Regions from separate parts of the Homo sapiens genome. Here regions 1 and 2 are each linked to region 3. The links are chromatin loops, found by intact Hi-C in ENCODE. Cell type or tissue: PC-9. All regions are shown on one strand.

The links. Hi-C counts contacts between places; a loop is a spot of excess contacts. Peaks named below come from ENCODE experiments on the same cell type or tissue, not always from the same donor. Only the 100,000 strongest peaks of a DNase experiment are listed, where the experiment ranks them.
Region 1: a loop joins it to region 3, with 8 times the contacts of the local background. A loop is called at or near these places in 20 of 110 quality-filtered maps.
Region 2: a loop joins it to region 3, with 11 times the contacts of the local background. A loop is called at or near these places in 7 of 110 quality-filtered maps.

Annotation. Positions count from the first base shown.
Region 1 is chr11:128,286,796-128,294,795 of GRCh38, reverse strand. It overlaps LOC124902786 (a long non-coding RNA gene), which reads right to left and starts at 4,507. Exons shown (of 2, transcript XR_007062945.1): 1 at 4,472-4,507; 2 at 1-1,684. RefSeq lists an enhancer at 4,133-4,552. In PC-9, CTCF peaks have their summits at 4,385 and 4,587; a DNase peak (open chromatin) is centred at 4,585.
Region 2 is chr11:128,333,416-128,341,415 of GRCh38, reverse strand. It overlaps LOC124902787 (a long non-coding RNA gene), which reads left to right and starts at 7,135. Exons shown (of 2, transcript XR_007062946.1): 1 at 7,135-7,342. In PC-9, a CTCF peak has its summit at 4,911; a DNase peak (open chromatin) is centred at 5,025; H3K27ac peaks cover 498 bases.
Region 3 is chr11:128,444,934-128,452,933 of GRCh38, reverse strand. LOC124902789 (a long non-coding RNA gene) reads right to left here. Exons shown (of 2, transcript XR_007062948.1): 2 at 1-1,214. Among named protein-coding and RNA genes, the nearest start is that of MIR6090, 73 kb to the left of the region's middle. RefSeq lists enhancers at 633-812, 3,469-4,668. In PC-9, no CTCF peak of the experiment used is centred here; a DNase peak (open chromatin) is centred at 4,253; H3K4me3 peaks cover 512 bases; H3K27ac peaks cover 2,689 bases.

The DNA.
Region 1 (8,000 bases), 160 kb after region 3:
GAGTGGGCTGAAGTCAACTATGTCTCCTGGCTGAGTAATGTGTGCCAGGTCATTCCCTGCCCTGCTTCCTCTTTGCTCAATGGTCTTACTTACAATCCCCAGGGCTAAACATCTGACAGATCAGCAAAGGCCTCTCTATTGCTGAGGGTCTTCTAAGGGAAAAGAGACTTCAGCAAGGGAGCAGCAAGAGAGACTTCAGAGTGATGGTTGAACCCCTAAAGCACCTTGGTCTGAAAAGCTGGGGGCTCTGGAGGAGCACAAGCCAAACCTATGCCTGACTTCCTCTTGCCAGCAGGAGCAGCATCTGGTCTACCTCCACGTGCCCTCTACCTTGACTTCCACGGGAGCCTCTCTGAAGTGATCCTGCCTAGGAGCGGAATCTGGTATACAAACCCATGGAGCCGGCTCAGTGAATGCAAAACGGTTACATTAAGGATTGGGGTTCTGTTTATTGACAGGGTCATGGCCTCTCCTGGTTATGACCCCCGAGGGACCCTGGCATGGAAACGGGATTTGTAATGTAACACTAACAATAACACACTAGAGACAGCCGTGACAGAGCCCTTCTCTCCTACATGCTGCAGCTGGCTTCCCAGGATGAAGACAGAGCAAGGGGCAGGCGGGGCAGGCACAGGAGGGAGAAAGAGACAAAGGAGTGGGATAGAGTCCATGGGACTGGAGCTTCCCGGGCCAGGAGTCCAGCCCTGGCTTCTGTGGTCCTTGCGGTGAGAGGGCTCAGCCCCTGCCTCCAGAAGCCTTCATGATGCCTGTGTTACTTCCACCTTTCTGGACAGAACTGTGGGCTCTGGAGCAGCCACTCCCTCCTGCTCACCTCCCAACAGACCCCCTCTACAGAGTCCTCCTGTCACCAAGCAAACCTGCTCTCAATCCACCACACCCTCGTCCTTTGTTTGTGAATTATTTATTTTTTCTCTCAGGGGTTGGGGAGGTAATGAGGCCGGATAAGGAGAGGAATAGAAAACTGAAGTCTCAATAACTTTCTCATGGGTTTCTCATTCCACAGGCAGCCTGGACAAAATTGGAACAGTGCATTTTCTTTGGTTTCTGCCCTTGTCTTTTGGGGGAGGTCCTGGGGGCCTGTGAAATATTTTCAACAGGGAAGAAGGGGTCCCAGAAATCACACCGCATGGTAAACCCCTTCTTGCAGCATTCCATCAGTGGCTTCTTTTCTGGTCTACCTGAAATGAGAAATCCTTGTGACCTTACAGGATCGGAAACAGGAGAATTGTCCGATGGGCAATGAATGAGGGTTTAGGAGAGAAGCTGTGGTCTCTGCCATTTTTCCCATCAGATCTGCACATCACTTCTCATCCATCCAAGGGCCCAAAAAACCAAAGAGTGGAGATTCTAGAATTGCCTGGCATCCATTCAGTGGTGATTTCCAGGGGAAGTTCTTAAGAACCTTTTTCTCCGTCTTGCACTCTGGGAGGGTCAATTTCCTTGAAGAGAGGCGTCATGAACGAGAACAGTCAGCAGTCCCTTGGTGGTCTTGAATGAGGCCCCCCCCTTCCAGAAATCCTCCAGCACCTCCATTGCTGACAGGCTTTCTTTTCTGATGCAAACATTGATCCATGCCTGGGGCCCCAGAAGTCCTCCAGGAGCCAGCTCTTCTTTTGCCGCACAGTATTGCCCTTTGAGATTGAAGTCTTGATGGAGAAGCCATCTAACTCCATGTTGTATTTGAAGGATTAAAAAATAAATCAGAACAGGTGGTCCTAAATTCGCTTAGATACATTTAGCATTATATTCACATAGGGAGGCTGTCATGGTTGCCTGACCACTTGTTATTAGTAGCTGGGCATACCCAGGCTTCACCAGCAAAATGAGGGCTCTTCATACATAATCAGTTTGCCATCACCCATTTCCTGCACTAAATTATCAGAATTCAAAATGAATAAGAATTTTCTGTGTCTTCTAGTTACTATGTGGAGACTTGAAGCACAGAATGATAGATTTTATGTCCTTGATTGGCAAAACATGCAGATGAGGAGGTGGCTGACAGCTAAATGTGATTTTTTTCATGATTTCTTCTTCAAAATACACCCCCTCTGTATTATATATAAACTCACACCCACCTTAACATTTAATTCCCACCCTGCTCATGAGAGTTCCTAGATGTGTTTCCCACCTATGTGTACTTGACCTTTATAAAATATTGCCCCGAATCATACCTTGCACTGTTCCATTTTATTGTTCATTAGTGTATGCACATGCCTTATTTTCCTTAAACAAATATGTAGCCCTCGAGGGCTGAGGCTTTAGGAATGTTCTCATCCTACACTGGCATGATTCTCAGTAGGTTCGGACATTTGTGCCTCTTTTCAGCACATGGACAAGCGCGGTGGCCCCATGTCTATGTGCTGGGAAGAGTATCATGATGACCTGGAATTCAGTGTTAGTTCAGAGCTATTATCAGGGATTTTCTGAAAGACAGCCAAAGAAAAGAGGCTGAAATTACTTGCAAGTAATTTAGATATTATTTGCCTAATTTTTGCATGAAACCTACATGACCATGGTGTCATATTTAATCATTTTCTGTTCTCTCTCTGCCTATCTCTCCTTCTCTCTTTTTTCTTTCCCCCGTCTTCCATTTTTGCAAAAGTAGAGACACAAGTTACCGGAAGACTCAATTGTCAGAGTTCAAAGTCTTTGCTAAACATTTGACATTTGACAGCGTGTCCCCCCGCCTTCCTCCGCACTCTCATCTCGCTTGCATGGGCACAAGCCTCAGAGAGATAACCATATCAGGCAGAATAAATGAAGCCTGTTTCCTTCTAAATTTGCTTCCTCCTACACAGTATGGCTATGCACTCTGAGGTTGGCATGCACTTTACCCCAGAGCTCTCTCTGTTGACTTTTAGGTGGGGTAGTAGGCTAGACATAGTTAAAGAAAAAACAAAAAACGAACAACAATAAAACCCCATGTACATTCACCAGACAGAAATCATGGACATTTTGAACCAGAAAAGCCATCACAGAAAGTCTTGTCTAACATTCTTATTTTATAGACAAAGAAACTGAGGCCTGGAGAAGTGCAATGAATTGTCTGAAATCAGAGTTTGCTGTGAATAGAGCAAGCATGAGAACTCAGAATTCTCTTAATACCAAGTTTGCTATTTTTCTCTGCCTTAACACAAAGGCTCAGAAACTACATGTTTCAGCAGTAACACTGCAATTCCAGATAGGGGACTTCTCCAATATCCAGGGAGGCTGGATCAGCAGTAACACTGCAGTTCCAGATAGGGGACTTCTCCAATATCCAGGGAGGCTGGATCAGCAGTAACACTGCAATTCCAGATAGGAGACTTCTCCAGTATCCAGGGAGGCTGGATTCTCCCACACATTTATCAGGAAACACATAAAAGCCTTATCCTCTAGCAACTTGCCTTGGGGGAGGTCTGGAAGAGCTGCTTCCGACCTGACTTGGGGTCTGAGTGAGAGGAAAGCAGCGGGGTATGGCATATTTTGCGCATCAGCTTCTCCCGTTCCCTGAGTGGCATTATCCAGGATTTGCAGGGGGCAGCCCAGCCCTTCTTCTCTTAGAAGCCCCAGCTTGCCGAGGGCCAGTCGGGACTAACTTCTTGCTCATCAGAAGGCAGCACCATGACAGAGAGGAAAGGAAGCTGGAGCTGCTGGAGGCAGGGCTGGGCTCCCGAGCAGGAAGGGCATGCAGTTCCCTGCTTCATGCAGTGTGGGGCTATCCAAAATTATTGTCTAAAATACCCTTTAGAGGAATAGAAATGCCACTGCTGACGTTCTTTACTTTAGGTCTTTAGGGGATTTTAGAATGGAATCTAAAGAAAAATGGAAATGACTCCCCCAGTGGTAATGGTCTCCATGTGATTAGAAGCATGGATAAGGATGAAACTTGGAAAGGGAAAATGATGAGAACCCCCCAAAATCTTCACCTCCTCCATCCTCTTCTTTCTGGCATGTGCTTGTGGATGGACAGACAGATAGCACCCCTCCAACCCACACAAACCTGTGGTGCTGTCTGGAAGACCAGAAGGGGTTGCCTGGGCCTCCTTCATCGGCCACCATCTGGCTTAAGCAAATCTCTCACTCGGAGCCAACACCCTGCCCCTCCCTGTGCCACTTGCGTAGGTGCCCAACAGCTTCAAGATAGGAGCCTCCTTCCTCCCCTGTTGCTCCTCACTTCTGGGGCTCAGCAAGGATGTTCATAGCTCCTAGCCGACCTTCTGCTTCTCCAGGGATGGGTGTGTCTGGCCTGCCACGGTTCCCGTGGACACCGGCAGCCCCCCTTGCAAACTCTGTTCCTGCTCTTCGAGTGCATTCTTGGCCCACACAACCAGCCTCTAAGGTGCCCCCGCTGCAGGAGAGCCTCCCATTCACTGGCTCGCCACTCCGCCTGTGTGCTTCCCAGCCGACCAGGGCGAGTTTTCAGAAAACTATTTTTAGAAAGAGTAACCTCAGAATAAACACCACTCACCAGATGCTGGTGTTTTTCTGGGGCAACCAAGCTGAGGATCATTTGTTTAAAGAGAAAGGTGAAACAGACAACGTTGCTCTTTTGGCCTGGGATGGTTTGCAGACTGCTGGGTTTTACTCCCTCTAGCGGCATGATTTTAGAAGACATGACACTGCCTTGACCCAGACTAATAACCATATTCTATAATGGCCGGGATATTTGAGATAACTCAATTTTACTTGACATTTAGGCTTCTAGTTTGATGCCAAGTAAGGACAGATTTAATCCTAAGTTTACAGGTACAAACATGTGTTAAGACTAATAGGACAAACTCTCTGCATCATTGTCTTATCCCTGCAAGGGTTGATGAATAAAATTCTATTTTGAAAAAGAGATGTTATAGTAAAACTGCTGGATATCTTTGATTATATAAAACTTATTCCCTACAGAAGACCTACATGTAATTTTGTACTATGTATCACTTTCCTAAATAAGTGGATGGGATAAGGAAGAACAAATTAGAAGAGGGACTTGTGAGTCTAATGTTGGCAAGAAAACAGAACAAAACAACATAAAGCCTTCTGATTGTAAGACTTGAGAGACCAGAAACACCTAAGAGGCATCAAAGTGTGTCTCTCTTTGAAAGTTGTAATCATATTTCTAATCATTATATTTCTTAGTGAATTTGGTACAATCACAAAATGACAACAGAACAAAATGCAATGACTTTTTGTAGACCTTCCTTCTCAATTCCAGGATTCTACAATCCAGCCCCATTTCTCTGATTGGAAGAAAACTGTAAATGAAAAGATTGTCACTGGCCTGAAGACGTTAGTCCTCTGATTAGCAGAGCTTATCAGTGTGGAAAATAGTCAATGGACAATGATCTAGTCATATCATAAATGACTGGATTTCTCCTACAACCTGGGTGTTACTGAGCTGCAGACTAAAACCAAAACGACTGTGGGTGACCAGAGGGAAAACGCTTGAAGTCATCAATCAGTTAAATCATGCTCATATCTCAGCTCATTTTGAGTCAGGCTTTGCACATGACAGAACTGCATTCATTCAACAGAAAGCATTCCATTCACAAAGAGTTCAGCTAAACCGACACTTGATTCATTATGAGTTCTTTTGCGGAAGGAGCGGTTGGTTTTCCAGAGTAACAGCCTCGTCTCTGACAGCCCTTTTCTCTGTATTCACGTTCACCATTTTTGTATGTTTCTGCCCACAGCTTATCCAACTTTCAGCAACCACTGATGGGGAGACTAGAATGCTGGTTTCCCTGTGGCACATGAGTAGTACATGATACTTTTTGTCCTCTAAAGTGGATTGTCACCAAGAACATGTCGGTGCTAATTTCCCCGAAGCATTGGTCTGTTTTCCTTTGCTGCAGTAGAAAGGAAGACCTATATACTATGTTACCCTGAGGGCAAAATTATTCCTGGTTTAAAACCACTGACTTAAGGAGAGGTACTGGGAATGAGAGAGATTTTATTCTTTCTTTTTTTCTGTTTATATTTTCAACAATTATAGCACACCTAAACTGTGGCGTAGGCCTTGGGGATCAATAGCGAACAATGATAAATTCCTATCGTCAAGTAACTTGTATTCTGGTATATGTGTACAACAGGGACGGATGGTACACAGCAACAAATACATGAGTATTCCTGATAGTGATAATGTTATGAAGACACTAACACAAGGTAGTGAGCAAGGGAGTAACTATGTCAGCATGAACAAAGTGCAGGGACCATGGAGAGCTCTCAGTGCCAGCTCTTGCATTTAGCTGAATCTCGGATCATAGCAGGCAAGAGATAGCCACTGGTGGTGGTGGCCCCGGTGCTGGTGGCAGTGGATGTTGTGAAAGACAGTAATATGACCAAAGTTATGGTTTTATAAGTTTCTTTTGATAGTGATCTGTTTGCAGGATATTGGAAAAGAGCAAAGCCATGGAAACCAAGAAATTGGTTAAGAGGTTGTGTAATTATCAAGAAAAATGGCAATAAAAGCCTGAGCTGGGTGATGGCAGTGGGAATGGAAAGAAAGGATTAATGAGAGAAACTGCGAATAGAAATTTACAGCAGAGTTCACCTGAGTTTTAGATTTAACTGATTATTTTAAAAAATAACCCTGTGTAATTTTGTCCCATGAGGACATTAAAACAAATGAACACTACCATCAATTCTGCTTTATGAAAATGAGACGGTGTTAACACATGAAAAGGCAGACAAGACATAATCTCGCTACAAAGGGCAGTCCTCTAGGTTAATAAGTTTTTAGTTTTGTGCTTAACCCACTGGACTGTCTTATTTTTGTCATTGCATTACAGACCAGTAACCATTATATACAAGTCTGATATTATTCTAAGATTGGCATTTTACAGCCTGTATGTTCCAGGCTTACCTGAAAACATGATGGATCAGGAGGCTGAAAGAAAAAAAAAAGTGATGTAAATGATGACTCCCAAGTTTTGTACTTACTTGAACAAGAATTTGAGAGAATCATTAACAATGACAAAAAAATAGGAAAAATGAGAGGTAGCTTTGAAATAAGGACTGTAAGTCTGGAGTGAAGCCTGATAAATTTAAGATATCTGAGGAACATTCCTAATAAAATAATGAAGAGTTGTAAGCATAGTATTGAGATTAAGGATGAGAGTCCGAGTGACACATATAGATTTTGGAATTGTTCTAATGAAAGTAATTGAAGCCATCAGGGTGAGCACAATATCAAGGGGAGAAAAAGGAAGGAAAGTGGACTCAAACCAGAACATTAGAGAAAATTATCAGGCAAGACTTAGCCAGAACTCCAAGGTTAGAGGAACCCAAAATAGTCAAGGGCTTTTGTAAAACAAAACAGCCAGGTGTCAATGAATGAATTGATAGTAAGACAATTGAGGCCAGAACCATAAATATCCTCTTTCTGGATAACCGTGAGAGGAAGGTCTGAAGATAGTTCATTTGTTAGTAACAAGAGCTGACAAAGCGTAACGAAGAAGGTCCTTAGATAACATGTGCTTATTATGGATCAAATCAGCACCATGCTATGAATTTCTTGAGCTACTCTTGGATGCTGGGGAGTGGGAAAAGAGAAAACAGGAGGCAGAAGCTAGCACTAGAAGTAAGAAGAACAGCCAAGCACATGAGGATTCCAGCGTTTGAAAGAGAGAAGCACTGACAAGGCCACCTCAGGACCAGAAGTGGGCAGGAAAATGGGAAATCAGGGATTCACTGAGGGACAACAGATCACAATGAAGGGTGAGAAATTGCTGTGGCCTTATTGTGATCAGAAGGCAGGAGGCCTGATATTAAGGTGAATTCCAAAAGCATGAATGCATGTGAGTTTTGCTTACCAACTCTGCGCCTCACTATTATGATCCTAATAGTCAATATGACATGCGAGCTCCTTGTCCTCATGGAGCTGTGATCTATAGCAATGGCAGGAGGCAGAAAGAAACAGACAATATGAAAAAAATAAGTAAAGAAAATATCAGGTGGTGATGATGATATAAACAGAGTGATGTGACTGAAGGTGGCTGGGGTTACCA
Region 2 (8,000 bases), 110 kb after region 3:
GTTTGGCACAGTACAGTATTCATTTTAAGAGACTACAGACATAATCCAACTGTGAGATTCTAATCCTTTCTACGGCTTTTCCTTGGAAACAAACTGTAGGCAAGTCGTTATAGCCATGGTGCCCCTACGGTCAGCATGTTTTTCGATGCCTTCACAAAATATGAGACTAGAAAAAAGAATGACTGGGCCCAAAATGTAAAAATAAAGCTGTAAATAAAAATTAATACATATTTAACTTATTAATAATTTTGTCAGAGACTGTAGCAATTCAACACAGATTATTTTTCCCCCTATTTTACTGAGGTATGATCGACAAATAAAATTTGAGTATATTTATCATGTACAACATGATGTTCTGATAGATGTATACATTGTGAAATGATTACCACAAACAAGTTAACTGATCCATAACCTCATAGTTATCTTTTGTGTATGTGTGCAGTGAGAATAGTTAAGATCTACTGTTTAAAAATATTTCAAGGCCAGGTGTGGTGGCTCACGCCTGTAATCCCAGCACTTTGGGAGGCCGAGGCAGGCAGATCATGAGGTCAAGAGATCAAGACCATCCTGGCCAACATGGTGAAACCCCGTCTGTACTAAAAACACAAAAATTAGTTGGGCATGGTGGCGCGTGCCTGTAGTCCCAGCCTCTTGGGAGGCTGAGGCAGGAGAATCGCTTGAACCCGGGAGGCAGAGATTGCAGTGAGCCAAGATCATGCCACTGCACTCCAGCCTGGGAGATAGCAAGACTCTGTCTCAAAAAAAAAAAAAAAAATCAATTATATCATATAGTATTGTTATAGTCACCATGCTGTACATTAAGTCTCTAGAACCTATTCTCGTAACGGAGAGTTTGTACCCTTTGACCACATCTCTCCTTTTCTCTTTCCCCCAGCCCCTGACAACCACTATTCTAATTCTACTTTCTGTTTCTATGAATATGACTTTTTTAAAGTCCACATATAAGTAAGATCATACAGTATTTGTCTTTCTCTTATCATATAGAATTTGTCTGTGTCATTACACATATTGTTCTTAGCATAATGCCCTCAAGTTTTATTCATGTAGTTGCAAATGTCAGGATTTCGTTTTTATAGCCGAATAATATTCCTTTGTATACATATGCCACAATTTGTTTATACATTCATCCACCAAAGACCACTTGGGTTGTTCCCATGTCTTGGCTATTATGAATAATCCTGCAGTAAACTTAGAAGCACAGACATCTCTTTGAGATACTGATTTTGTTTCCTTTAGATATATACCTAGAAGAGGGATTGCTGGGTCATAGCGTAGTTCTATATTTAATTTTTTGAGAAACCACCAGACTGTTTTCCACGGTGACTGTACTCATTTACATTCCCACCAACAGTGAACAAAAGTTCTCTTTTTCTCCACATCCCCACCAACACTTGTTATCTCGGGTTTTTGATAATAGTCATCCTAACAGGTATGAGATGATATCTCATTGCCGTTTTCATTTGTATTTCCCTAAAGATTAGTAAAGCTGAGTACCTGTTTATGTAGTTATCTGTTAGCCATTTCAAGAGACTATCTGTAAGCCACATCTATTCAAAATATAGGTACATTACACGTACGTCATATGTGTAATATGTCATATGTGTAATGTATTATGATGTGTAGTCTCCAAAAGTTAGAATGTTAAGCTACAAGAAGCTTTATAAAATGGTCTTGCTGCTTGTCTAACTTATAAGCCCTCATTTTAGAATCTCGTATGGCAGAGGAATAGAATGACATAATGGTTAAAAACTCAAGTCCTAGATTCAGACACAGATTTTGATTCAGAATCTTTATATGACCTGGGACAAGTTCATTACCTCTCAGATCTTTTTCTCACCAATAAAGTAGGAATAAAAATAATTATATCCATATCATAGATTTTTTTGAGAACAAAAGTCACTTGTTACAGCATCTGACCCCGAGAAAGCACTCGGTGAATTTTAGATTATAATTATTGCTCTTCTTTTTTATCAAACATTATTCATCCCACAAAATTGTTCTTAGTATTCTTCACACCTGGCTCTAACAGATTTAGACTGTCTCTATAAATCAAATTTATATTTGAAGGACTAAAAATGAAGCACTAGAAAAGATATCTGGGACAATGTGCTTCAGGCTTTGGGGGCAATTTTAAAAGATTAGGTTTAGAACTCTTTTATGTAATATGAACACAATTCAACCAAATACAGAATGGACCTCCTTAAGAGGAAAACTCTTATGTAGCTGGTTTATTCTGGCATTTCTGGTTTGGAAAACAAAACTCTGTATAAGAAATAAGCTACATTTCTGTATGCATGGAAGTGCCATTTGGAATGACAGATATTTCTAGAGTCTAAACATCTTCCTTAAGTTTCTCAGGCCTCAATGTTTTCTCACACTGTCTTACACATATCTTGGCCTTCCCACATTCTTCTTGGATTGATTGCCATTCTCTGCCTGACTCAGTAACAGGCTGGGTGCAGTGGCTTACGCTTGTAATCCCAGCACTTTGGGAGACCGAGGCAGGCGGATAACCTGAGGTCAGGAGTTTGACACCAGCCTGACCAACATGGAGCAAGCCTGTCTCTACTAAAAATACAAAATTAGCTGGGTGTGGTGGTGCATGCCTGTAATCCCATCTACTCGGGAGGCTGAGGCAGGAGAATTGCTTGAACCAGGGAGGTGGAGGTTGTGGTGAGCCAAGATCGCGCCATTACACTCCAGCCTGGGCAACAACAGCGAAACCCCGTCTCAAAAAAAAAAAAAAAAAAAAAAAAAGTAACAGTAACAAACAGAGATGTCTTTTGATATTTCCTGCCATATTTCATGTAATGCCGCATCTGGCAGGCAGCTATTCAGTACAGTATTAACTATCTTAAGGGCACCTATCCTGCTTTTCTCTATGTTTCTGTTTATTTGGTTGATTTCCCACTTTTTTATGAACAAATTAAAGGGAAAGGCTCTATATTTACCTCCATGCTTAGAGATCAAGCGCCAAGAACAGAGTAAATGTTCATTAGTGAATGAGTGAATAAATGAGTTAACGAAAATTCTAAGACTTATAGCAAATTATAAACTTACTCAGCTAGCTGACCCACAGCCAATAATAGCTGATTAAACAGCACACTGTGAAGAGTCTGCCGTTAGGATCATCCAGACTCTTATCTCCCCAGCTCCTCTGCACCTTCTTCCCACCGCATCTGAGCCCAAGTTGTTCTTCTATCCTAAAGTCCATGTGGGCTAGATCATAGACTGAGGATTCAGTTCTGGGCTCAAATCTTGGCTCTTTCTCTTACTTTCCATATAATTGTGGGCAAGTAACATAATGAGATGATCAGTTTCTAGGATTTATCCATCCTTGAAATTGTCTTATGTATTTAACTCCCCCTATTAGAGTGTAAGCTGCTCAAGGTCAGGGACTCTGTCAGGCTTATCAGCCACTGTGTCTACATTGCCCAGAACAGTGTCTGGAAACTAGCATCTGCTCATTCATACTTGTTGTCATAAAAGTGATGAGTTTAGTATCTGGTATGATCAGGCACTTTACAAATGGAAGCCCTCATCTGGACTGCTCCATAGCCTCCTGACCATCAGCCTCACCTCCCTTCAATTTGCTTTTCATTTGAGAAGCAGAGTATTTCTTCATTGCAAGCCTAATTCTGTCATTCTTTTTATGCTAGTCTTTAATGGCTCTGCAGTACCTTCAACATCAAGGCCATGCTCTTGCAAATATGGCCTTTTGTGATTTGAGCTCTACACACAGAGCCATGGTTACCTCCCGTTCCAGTTATGCTGCATGACTCTCTGAACAGCCTAAGGCTCCTGTGTCCTCTTCTCTTTGCTGTTGTCTGTCTGCTATGCCTGCTCAATTCTTAGTCTACTCCCCAGAGTGTGTCATCATTCAAAATTTGGCTCCGATAGTATCTCCTCTGCAAAGACATTCTTGATGTTCTCCTCATCCATCCCAAGCAAGCTTAATCTCTTTGTGCACATCTCTATTTTATGGATGTGTGTGTGTGTGTGTGTGTGTGTGTGTGTGTGTGTATTTTTTGATATATTCTTACATCAGGCTGTACTGTTTTTACTATATCTATTACCCCTACCAAACTGTAGGCACCAATATAACTATTGCACAGATGAATTATCCTGCTAACTATTTAGTGGCTGGCATAAAATATGAATAAGTGTAGACTGAACCTTCATATATGTCTTTGTTGATTGAATGAATGAATGAATGAATATGCTTATACATCAGAAACTGGTACCTACCTAGTTTGAGTTGGATGGTGTTTGCTTGATTACACAAGTCTGTGCACATTTATAGGCTATTTGGTGATGCTGCTGTCTTTTTTGGCATGTTTCTTTACTATTCTTAGTATTTTTCTCTGTGGCTGTATGACTTTAGCTTTACATGGAGTAGGTTAGAGTGATGGATGGAGAAGAAGCTGGTCTCTAGGGCTGGCGATTGCAGTGTACCATCTCTCCCCCTGCCTGCAAGTAAGGATATGTCTGTGGGGTGGGGAGCTCCTTCCTGGCATTTCCCTTTTTGAAGCTAATCTGAGAAATAGGGACATCCTCACCTCTGTAGCTCATACTCCCAACCTGCTCTTTTTACCCTGGGGAGGTCTCTCACAGTCATGGTGGCAAAATGTAGTGAAGGGGTCACTGAGATGGACAGGACAGTGGGGTGCAAGTTTCAGGAAGCTGCTTGAGCCCTTTAGGGCACTGTCTCCTCATTTATAAAAGGGGTTTGTCTGGCCCCTTCTAGCTCTGACATTCTAGAGTTACATGACTACGATGGTGCTGATAAGATGATCATGTAGTGGCGGGAGCTTGGGGGAGAGTCAATGGTGAGTCCAGATCCTCCAGGCAAGGCCCTGCCCCCTGTGGTATAAAGTCAGAGAGGACACATTTTGCTAATGTGCTTTATCTTGCCCATCAGCTCTGGGAACTAATTCCACTGGGTGATCACAGTTACCGGCCTCCTCATCTAAGGAGATGCAATTCCAGGAGCGGCTGCCCTCTGACCTGCTGGCTGGCCTGTGCATTACTCACCCTGTCATGGTCCTGAGACTGGCCTGCTGCCTGCTGGGAGCTTCACAGTCTGGCACAGCCGCTGGACTGGGAATGAAACAGGAAGCGTGCTGAGAGAGAGGGCAGGGGTGGAGGCTATTGGACCGGGAGGATGAGGCAGCTCAGGCCAAACACTCATCCATATTCAGCTGTGTGCCCAAGGAAGTGTGGATGATCAGGGACAGAGAGAGTGGCCAAATGAATGTATGGAGAAGAGTGTCTGGCTATTGGTACCCGGATGCTGAGAAAAGATCGTGGTTTTGCCCAACCAAACAATCCAGGGATGAAAGTAGTCTTGGAGGGTACGATGGGGGCTCCAGTCACCTTTTGCTCGTTTCCCACCCTAGGCAGAGCTCTGACTGCAATAATAAACAACATGGGGCAGCCGAAATCTCAGTTGCTGAGAGGCTGCACAGTGGGAGAGACCACGCATCACAACAGCCGGCCTGGGCTAGCGCCTGATTTGACGAGAAGCTCATCCCAGTGGATTGAGCCTTGAAAGTTCTTCTCTGACAGCTGGGAGTCTCAAGGGCTCAGCCATGAATCCTTCTAAACAGAGTTTGTGCTTTTGGTGGATGTAACCCCAGGAATCCCATCACGCTCCCAGAAGAGTACATGAATGGTGAAAGGACGGATGGGCAGATCGGGCACAGCAAAGCACCAAGGGAAGAAACAGCAAATGACCAAAGCTATAAGCCCTAGTGCTTTTAGATAGGGAAGGGGCTTTGCAACTGGCTCATGACCTTAAGTGAGTTTTTAAACTCTCTGAGTGAGCCTGTTTCTTTCATCTTGGTTTGGAAAAATGAAAGGAGCTCCTTATCAACTTAAGTCAGAAAACAAACAAAAAACAAATGTTGAAAGATTATAGTCACAGATGCACAAAGCAACTCTTCGTTCCATTTACCAATGTGTATAATGTAATGCATCATTCCACAAAAGCGGATGACGCTTCTAATGGAAAGCAAGGAAAAGGTGGAGGAAAAAAGAAAATACATTCTAGAAAATACAGAAATGCCGTATTTCTGTCTACCTTCCCTCACGTTTGCCCACAGGGCAGGACTTTTGTCTAAATGTATGATAGCCCTGGCAGTGTATACCTTCAGGCTCCAAGCTCCAGAGAACCCAAGAGGTAATGTGGAGACTGCAATTGTCAGCAATTCCATACACTGAGAAACACAGGGAAAGAGGCTGCATGTGTAACTCTCCAAGTCCGACATCTCCAGCTTGGACTCAAAACACCAGTGGTTTAATCCAGAGACAGAAACACCTTTTGAGTCCCATTCCATTACACAAGAAGCCCTTTGCTCTTTGGCTTGTTTTACTGCAGGCAAACTGCGAGGCTGAAATAGGATTTCCCTCACTGCAGCCCACATTGGGATAAGTCAGAGCCTGCGGACTCTGCTTGAGGAGTGGCCAGGGAGATGCTTGCAGAGTGCAGTAAACAGGACATGGAGGAAGTTGGGAGCTGGACTCGGGTTGTTAACAAGCCCTTCCCCGCCACCCCCACGTTGTCAGGAAATGTGGGGAGCTGAGGGCCACAGAGCACACAATGATGCAGTGGGAAGTGGCCTTTATAAATACCCAGGGGTCAGGGCCAGGCTCGGCAAACAATAGGGGAAATGATGATGGCGGCAGTGGGTGTGGGGGGTGGGGAAGGCCAGGATGAGTCCATCAGTGACAATAATGGAGCAGAAGCAGATACTGGCGCTGGCGGTCCAGGGGGGCCTGGGGGTTGTGAATCAAACTATACAAATTGCCGGTGACTCAGTAGCCACAACAGAGGGTAGCAGGGTCTGTAAACAGTCCACAGTATGTCCCATTGTTCCTTCAAGAACCTCTCCCTGGTCTCTACATGTCAAAGGTCTCTGTTTTGCTTCACTTACCGGAAGCTGGTGGAAGCTAGTTGAGTGTTCAGAGGACACCATTCCTCACCGGTGGTGACAGTGGGCTCAGGGCTGCATTTTCTGCCTTGTGTTCACCCTGGTAAGCAAATAGGCACCAAAGGAAGGGAAAGAGGATCTGCAGGGAAACAAACAATGCCCCAGAGCTGAACTTTGGTTTAGTCTCCCCAGATTCACTTGGTGTGTGGATGGGAATGGAAGATTAGTATGCCGCCCTTCACTGGCCGTGGGGAGAGATGCATTTTTGTATTCAGAATATAACCTTGCAAATGAGATCAAACATTTGAAGAGCTATGGGAAAGGCAATAAACCAAAGTGGGATTCTTCGTCACTTGTCCAGCATGAATTATTACTTGCTGGTTAAGCAGGTGAGTAAGTGGCTATTTGCAAAGCTGCCTGAAGGACCTAGATTATTATTTTGTTTTTTTTTTTGTGGGACAGTTCCTAGTTCTTTCTACGATTAGCTATGCAAAAGATAGACGACTGAAATTCTTTAGGCTTCATTTTTCCTCACCACATGGGGTTGGTCACTGAGGATCTATGAGACGCTAAACTTACAGAAACAGAAAGATTTTAGGTCAACTTATTTTTCTTTTCCATCTTTGCCCAGCACTGGAAATATATATTTTACCCTGACACACAGACTGAGTTAGAGGAGCTGGCATGTGCTCCATTTCTTCATGTTAAAGCATACCAGGTGTTTCTAAGTTACAGGGTGATTTCCATGTACAAAGATATTTGTGACATAAAATATACCTTTTGCAGAAATTATGAACTCCCCAGATTGAATGTTCCTTGTATCAATTATTATTCTGTTTTAGAGTGCTTCATCATAAACATGATTAAAAATCTAATTAGGTAATCAATTACATAACAGTCATTTCTTTCTCTAAAATGTAAGCTTTACAAAGGCAGGCCCTGAGCCTCTCCTACTGATATGGTTTCCTTGGTGCTGAGCATAGTTTCTCCCATGGAATTGGCCCTTAGTAGGTATTGAGTGAGTGAGCAGGAGAACGAATGCTCTCT
Region 3 (8,000 bases):
GATCTGTCTCTCCTAGGAGCCCTGGGCATCTGCCTCCACTGCGGCTGTAATTGGAAAGAAAGAAGGTGTTCATTTCTCTATTTCTCTGCTCCAGCTGCTGATCCTCAGTTTCCCCCTAGAGCTGTGTGAGCCCCCTTTGCCAAGTGACCTCTTCACATTACTTCTGGAATCCTGTTTTGGACAGAACAGGTGCCTGTCTGACTAGTACTGTCATACCTTCCAGCCCCAGCTCAGCATTTCTTGCCACTTCTGTACCTTGGTCTCACACTCCTTCTCCTGGGCCGATGGCCACCTGCTTTTTAAATAAATCTTTTGTATTATTCTAGTCCTTGGTGATTCTCCTGTCTCTCATTCATTCCCTTTACTCTCCATCTTGAGTTTCCTCTCTTTGTGTTGCACATCTTGTATTCCTAGAGAGGAAATCTAATAAGCTGAAGAGAAAAGGCAGTCACCTTTAAGACTGTAAAGTAGGTTTTAAATCCTACGTTTTAAATTTTAAACCAGGTGGTAAATCCTGGCCCTGCCATTGTTGAGCATTGTGAACTTGGGTTAAGTTATTTGACTTCTCTGTGCCTGGCTTTTTTCATCTGTGAAATGGGGATAAAAGTACCAACCTTGCAGGACTGACATGGTGATTGCCAATTCATCTGTGTTGGTGCTTGACATTTAGTAAGTGCTATGTAAATGGACTCTATTAGTAAATCTGAAACTGCAGTTCAAGAAAGTCTTTTTCTCCGTTTTTGAGAACTATTTTTTCACTGGACTCCTGGAACAAGAAAAAGACCTCAGCCTTCAGGGTGAGGACTCTGGAGGGCCTGTCTGAAGAGAGAGGAGTGTCTGTTCCCCGCCTTCCCAGCCCTGGACGGGCTCTGGTGCCAAGGCCTCCCTGCCTGCTGCGGCCCTGCTTGCTATTGCAGCTGCAGGTGGGCAGAGCGGCTGGCTTTGGGCGTGGAAAGGCGAAGGCCGTTCCGGCCAGCTCCAGGACTCAGCATTTTCCACTACTCCTCGCTCTGTTTGTTTTGCTCTTCGGGCTGCCCCCGCTGAGCGGGGACTTCTGAATGATGTCCAACAGCAACGCCGGGTCTGCCCGAAGTCCTCGCCCACTCTGGAGCTCCCAGCGCCTCGCGTCTCCTCCCGTTGGCAGGCGGAGGGAAGGGGGCCCGGCCGGCCCATGCAGAGAGCTCTTGCACAAAGTACCATTGTATGGGGCTGGTCTGTGGGAGACAAATGAAAGGGATTTCAAAATCAACAGCAAGTTATTTTTATCCGTGAAAAGGCTGAAATGCCTTTCTTTTCCATCTTGGAAAACAAACCTTAAGGGATCATTGTGCCGCAGAGTGTTTTCATTTACTCTGGTATTTGAGCATTTAGGAGAGAGGCTTCTGAAAGACCTGGACTCAGAAATAAAGAAATCCAGAAAACTGGGCTGCCGCCGCCGACGCACCCCTCCCCTAGGCAGGAGTCCACCGGGGATGGCCCAGAACGCCGCGCTCATGTGGCCCCATGCTTTCGTGCCTTTCTCTTGCCCTCCAGAGTGGGCACCTCCTTCCATCCACCCCACCCACCGGCTCTCCTGTTCACTGGCCCGCTTTTCTCATCCAAACTCTTAGCCTTCTGCATCTGAGTGGGGTCCAATTCAGGAATATGTGACCCCTTCCTGTAAGGCAGGAGTCTCCAAGGCGGGGACTGCCCGCTCCAGGAATTGCGCAGAATAGAACACGAGATAAGGGAAGAAACCATTAGAGCTTCTATTCATAGGTACTTTCAATCTAAAAATGGGAACTACTTTTCTATGTACTAATATTGAATGTATATATGGACCCCGGTACCCTCAGACTCCCACGAGTCATTTGCATCCGTGCGAAGCACTGTGAGGAAAGTGAAATTCTGCAAGGTGGGTGGGGGAGGTCCTACTGGTGCCCTGATTTCTCTTTTAGCATATTATGGTGTTTTATATATATATATATATATATACTTCAAGTTCTGTGATACATGTGCAGAACGTGCAGGTTTGTTACATAGGTATACAGGTGCCATGGTGGTTTGCTGCACCCATCAGCCCATCATCTACATTAGATGTTTCTCCTAATGCTAGCCCTCCCCTAGCCCACCACCCCCTGGTAGGCCCCGGTGTGTAACGTTCCCCTCCTGTGTCCATGTGTTCTCATTGTTCAACTCCCACCTATGAGTGAGAACATGTGGTGTTTGGTTTTCTGTTCTTGTGTTAGTTTGCTGAGAATGATGGTTTCCAGCTTCATCCATGTCCCTGCAAAGGACATGAACTCATCCCTTTATATGGGTGCATAGTATTCCATGGTCTTGCATAAACACAGTGAGTCGATTTACAAACCATATTATCCCATTTTAACCGAATCACTTTTAAAAAATGGAAAAGTGTCTTAAAAATTCTTCTGTAAGGAAACTGGAGATTGTTGACAGCAGGAGCAACTCATGCCCAAGAAGGTAAGAAGAATGCCATATCATTTCTTCTACTCCTGGAACAAATTATTTGCCAGCCATGTATTGAAGCTAAAACAAAAGCAATTTAATTAGATTTCACAAGATCTGGCCAAAAAGTTTTCCAAGTCATGAAGACTACATTAAACATGGATATATATTTATTGTCATTAATGATGATTAGTGCTCTGGGGTATTATATTACCAGGCAATGCTAACAGATATTAGCTAGTGCGTGGAGTTTATAAATAAATAAATATGTCTGTATTGAAGGTGGTTCTTAAAAATGTTTACTGATGGGAGTATAGGGTCAGAAAAGTTTTGAAATGACTGCTGTAAAGGAATATTTGCTGAGGGCCAGCAAGATTTCTGCTGGTGGTGGGAAAAGCCCAACATTTGCAACAGATAAAAATCAGTGTTTAAATTCTGACTCTACCACTCAAGTTTACACACTCAGTTTACTATGTGACTTTGGGAATACATGTAACTTTTCTGAGCCTCAGTTTCCTCAAAATAACAATAGTGACACTTACCCCACAGATCTATTGTGAGGATCAGTGAAATACTTTCTATTGAGGGTCCAGGGTAGAACTTGACATATAGTAAGCAATGCTCAAGAAGTGTTTGACTTCTCCACTCTCCCCTTGCTTCTGCTGGGAAGCTAGGGAAGAGCTGTGGGCTCAAGATGGAGCCCATTCTTGGCAAAAGCCTGCTGGTGGGCCCAGGGAGCTTCCCTCATGACTGAGAAGGTCAGCCTGGATTTTCTAACACATCACTAATGGCCTGTTCTTGGCTCTAAGAGGAGAGGACTGTGTGTGTATGTATTTAAAACCACTTTGGGTAGGCCTTCCTGGTGGCTTCCTAACCAGTATGAAACAAACGGTTATATGTTGGTTTCAGTCCAGTTCCCAGCAGACAATCTTTTTTCAAAAAAACGTATGTGTCAGAAGGTATCACACAACAGGGCCACAACTGGCAGGAAGTAGCCCCCCATTATGCAACTGAGCCAAAGTTCTCAGAAGTGAATGAGCCATGGAAAATTAGAACCCCCCACTGAGCCTGGAGCTTGGTCTCTGCCAGAACATTTGGACAGCCAAGCTATGCTATAAAGAAGGAAAAAAGCAATGTGTATGTATCAGAGGGATGGGGTTCAGTTCTTCTAGTTCCTTTCCCAGGCTCCCATTTTGCACACAAGGATACAAGAAGGATGCTGAAGACATCCTAGTGTGAGAGCCTCAATCTTCCTCTCTACCAACTCTGATCCATATTGCTGCTCAAACTGGGATTCATATTCTCTGGACAAAGCCACATGCAGGCTCTGAGAGAGCACTGACCAGCTTGTATATATGGAGGTCATTACGTGTCAGACTCCCCATTCTCAGCAGTGCTTCAGGCTCCAGCCTTAATCCTAGATCCACTACCCCCTTGCAGTTGGTCCTGGGAGAGATTTTTGGGAGTCAGAGACTCCATTCCAAGCTGAAAGAACTTGATCAATGAATGTTTCCTTCACAGTTGTAAACTGGGAGATGAAGGAAAACAAATGAAGCTGTTAAAGGCCAGGGCTCAGAGTACATTTTCGGAATGGAAAGAGACTATATATAAAGAAATAGCAAAGGAGGAGTGAGCTGGTCTGACTGCAGGGTCTTACCTGAACACAATTCACAGGGAAAACTGCTGTGGCCCATTGCTCCCTGAGCAACCTCATGGGTGTGCTCTCCCACAGCCCATTCCAAACAGGTGACCAACCTGTGAGTCAGGCTTGCCTGGGCTGGAGGCAGCTGATACAGGGAATTCACCATTTCCATTCCCGTAACCTGAAAGCGTTGAACTTTGGTCTCTGAGGTTTCACTCCGACAGGGGACAAAACAACCCTTGTTTTTATAACTTGCCTACAGGTTATAAGGAAGGAACACTTTTCTTCCCTCTCCCACCGGCTGCCATACTTGGTCTTAGGTTTGTTTTTTTTTTTTTTTTTTTTCCTCTGAGCCACCCACCTCTTTCCTTGTCTCAGGTCAGACTTTCTTGGGTTTCAGATTAACTGTGCTTGATTTGTGACTCTGACATTTGGATAATTCACTTTCCCATTTTAATAGTTAACTCCCAGAGTCCAATGTGCCAATTCCTATGCTCGTAGACAGTAATGTATTTCTGGGATTCTTCTATCCTACCAAGCATTCTTTACTCTCTGAATTTCAGAAATCCGTCTTGAGGGCTTAATTCTCTTAGAATCAAAATACCGACTTCAGAAGCAGGCAGACCTAAGATCAAGTTGAGGGTCCTTGGACACATAACCATAAGTCTGAATCACTGTTTTCTCTTTTGCAAATGGGATAATACCTACTTGATAGAGTTGTTATATTGTTTAAATAGAATCATGTAATAAAGTGACTTTTAAAGGACCTGATACATGGCAAATGCCCAATAAATATTTGTTTCCTCTCCTTTATCCATTCTACAAGGTAGAGAGTCCCCCTTAAATTGTTTCATTAAATATTAGTTTTATGTATTTTTAAAAGGTTATATATATTGAAAATTTAGATAACATGAAAATATTCAGAAGCCAATTAGAAAACTACCTGATATTCTTCACTATTGAAATTTTAGTATAAATCTTTTCAGCATTTAATTATGTACACATATATTTGATACCAAACATGATTTTTATAGAGGTAAAATTGATATACAGTGATATGCACAGATTTTGAGCAGTTTGATGAATTTTAATAGGTACATTTGTGTAAGCAATACCCCAGAAAATTCCAATATCCACACCCTACCGTCAATCACTATTCTGATTTCTATTGGCATAGTTTTGCCTGTTCTTGAACTTTATAATTTATGGGCATTGGGTATAGTACTGAAAGGTTTTGCCTCAATAGTAAAGCAAAATTAGCCCGAGAGTAAATGCTGTTCTGTTCCTGCCAAATAAAGCTTAAAGGCAAGACTCGAAAGGGTCAAACTATTTCCAAGTAACTTAACTCAAGAGTATTTTTAGGAATACAAAAATATCCACCCAGTCCACAATGTCTGGCATCCAATAAAGAATTACCAGGCATACTAAGAAGCAGGAAAATATGACCCATAATGAAGAAAAAAATCAGCCAGTTGAAAATTTCCAAGAAATGACACAGACGATAGAATTAGTACCCAAGGACATTAAAAGAGAGTAACAATTTCACATGTTGAAGAAGCTAGAGAAAAGACCAAACATGCCAAATGCGATACAAAAGACCTAAGTCAAAATTCTGCAGTTGAGAGCTATATAACATATGACATGAAAGATACATTGGGTGGGATTAATGGCAGATTCAACACTGTGAAGTCCCAGCATAGAAACGACCCATAATAAAGCACATATAAAATAAAGGGTGCAAAGAAAAATGAGCAGAGTGCCAGTGAGCTGTGGGACAGCTTTAAGTCTCTGAATAAACATCCAGTTGGAGTCCCCAGAGAGGCAGGGTGTGTGATAGAAAAAAAAAAAAATGGAAGCATTATTAATGGCTGAAACTATTCAGAATTTGATTGAAACTATAAACTCACTGATCTAAGAAGCCCCACAAACCCCAAGCACAAGAAACATGAAAAAAAATATGCTAAGTACATCAAGTTGCTTAAAGCCAGTGATAAAAAAGAACTCTTAAAAGAACTCTTAAATGTCTTGAAAGATAAGATATTTTACATACAGAAGATCAAAAGAAAAAATAACAGATTCCTTGTCAAAAACAATTCAAGGAGGAAAACAGTGCATAACATCTTTAAAGCAGTGAAAGTAAAAAAACAGGCAACCTAGAGTTCTATACCAAGGGAAAATAATCTTTTGAAACAAAGACTTTTTCTGACACAAAATATTAAAAGCTTTTATCACCAGCAGAAATATACAAAAAGATTATAAAAGACATCTTTTTTTTTCTTTCTTTCTTTCTTTCTTTTTTTTTTTTTTTTTTTTTGCATGGTCCCATGTTTTTTTGGAGAACCTTTTTCTTTTTTTTTTTTTTTTTTTACTTTTTTATTTGTTTTTATTTTTATTATACTTTAAGTTCTAGGGTACATGTGCACAACATGCAGGTTTCTTACATAGGTATACATGTGCCATGCTGGTTTGCTGCACCCATTAACTCGTCATTTACATTAGGTATTTCTCCTAATGCTATCCCTCCCCCTGGCCCCCACCCCATGACAGGCCCCCATGTGTGATGTTCCCTGCCCTGTGTCCAAGTGTTCTCATTGTTCAGTTCCCACCTAGGAATGAGAACATGCAGTGTTTGGTTTTCTGTCCTTGTGATAGTTTGCTGAGATTGATGGTTTCCAGCTTCATCCATGTCCCTACATAGGACATGAACTCATCCTTTTTTATGGCTGCATAGTATTCCATGGTGTGTATGTGCCACATTTTCTTAATTCAGTCTATCATTGATGGACATTTGGGTTGGATGCAAGTCTTTGCTATTGTGAACAGTGTTGCAATAAACATACGTGTGCATGTGTCTTTATAGTAGCATGATTTATGATCTTTGGGTATATACCCAGTAATGGGATCACTGGGTCAAATGGTATTTCTAGTTCTAGATCCTTGAGGAATTGCCACACTGTCTTCCACAATGGTTGAACTAGTTTAAACTCCCACCAACAGTGTAAAAGTGTTTCTATTTCTCTACATCCTCTCCAGCATCTGTTGTTTCCTGACTTTTTAATGATCACCATTCTAACTGGCGTGAGATGGTATCTCATTGTGGTTTTGATTTGCATTTCTCTGATGACCGGTGATGATGAGCATTTTTTCATGTGTCTGTTGGCTGCATAAATGTCTTCTTTTGAGAAGTGTTTGTTCATTTCCTTTGCCCACTTTTTGATGGGGTTGTTTTTTCTTGTAAATTTGTTTAAGTTCTTTGTAGATTCTGGATATTAGCCCTTTGTCAGGTGGGTAGATTGCCACATTTTCCTCCCATTCGGTAGGTTGCCTGTTCACTCTGATGGTAGTTTCTTTTGCTGTGCAGAAGTGCTTTAGTTTAATTAGATCCCATTTGTCTATTTTGGCTTTTGTTGCCATTGCTTTTGGTGTTTTAGTCATGAAGTCCTTGCCCGTGCCTATGTCCTGAATGGTATTGCCTAGGTTTTCTTCTAGGGTTTTTATGGTTTTAGGTCTAACATTTAAGCCTTTAATCCATCTTGAATTAATTTTTGTATAAGGTGTAAGGAAGGGATCCAGTTTCATCTTTCTACATATGGCTAGCCAGTTTTCCCAGAACTATTTATTAAAAAGGGAATCCTTTCCCCATTTCTTGTTTTTGTCAGGTTTGTCAAAGATCAGATGGTTGTAGATGTGTGGTGTTATACCTGAGACCTATGTTCTGTTCCATTGGTCTATATCTCTGTTTTTGTACCAGTACCATGCTGTTCTGGTTACTGTAGCCTTGTAGTATAGTTTGAAGTCAGGTAGCGTGATGCCTCCAGCTTTTTTTTTTTTTTTGCTTAGGATTGACTTGGCAATGCAGGTTTTTCTTTGTTCCATATGAAATTTAAAGTAGTTTTTTCCAATTCTGTGA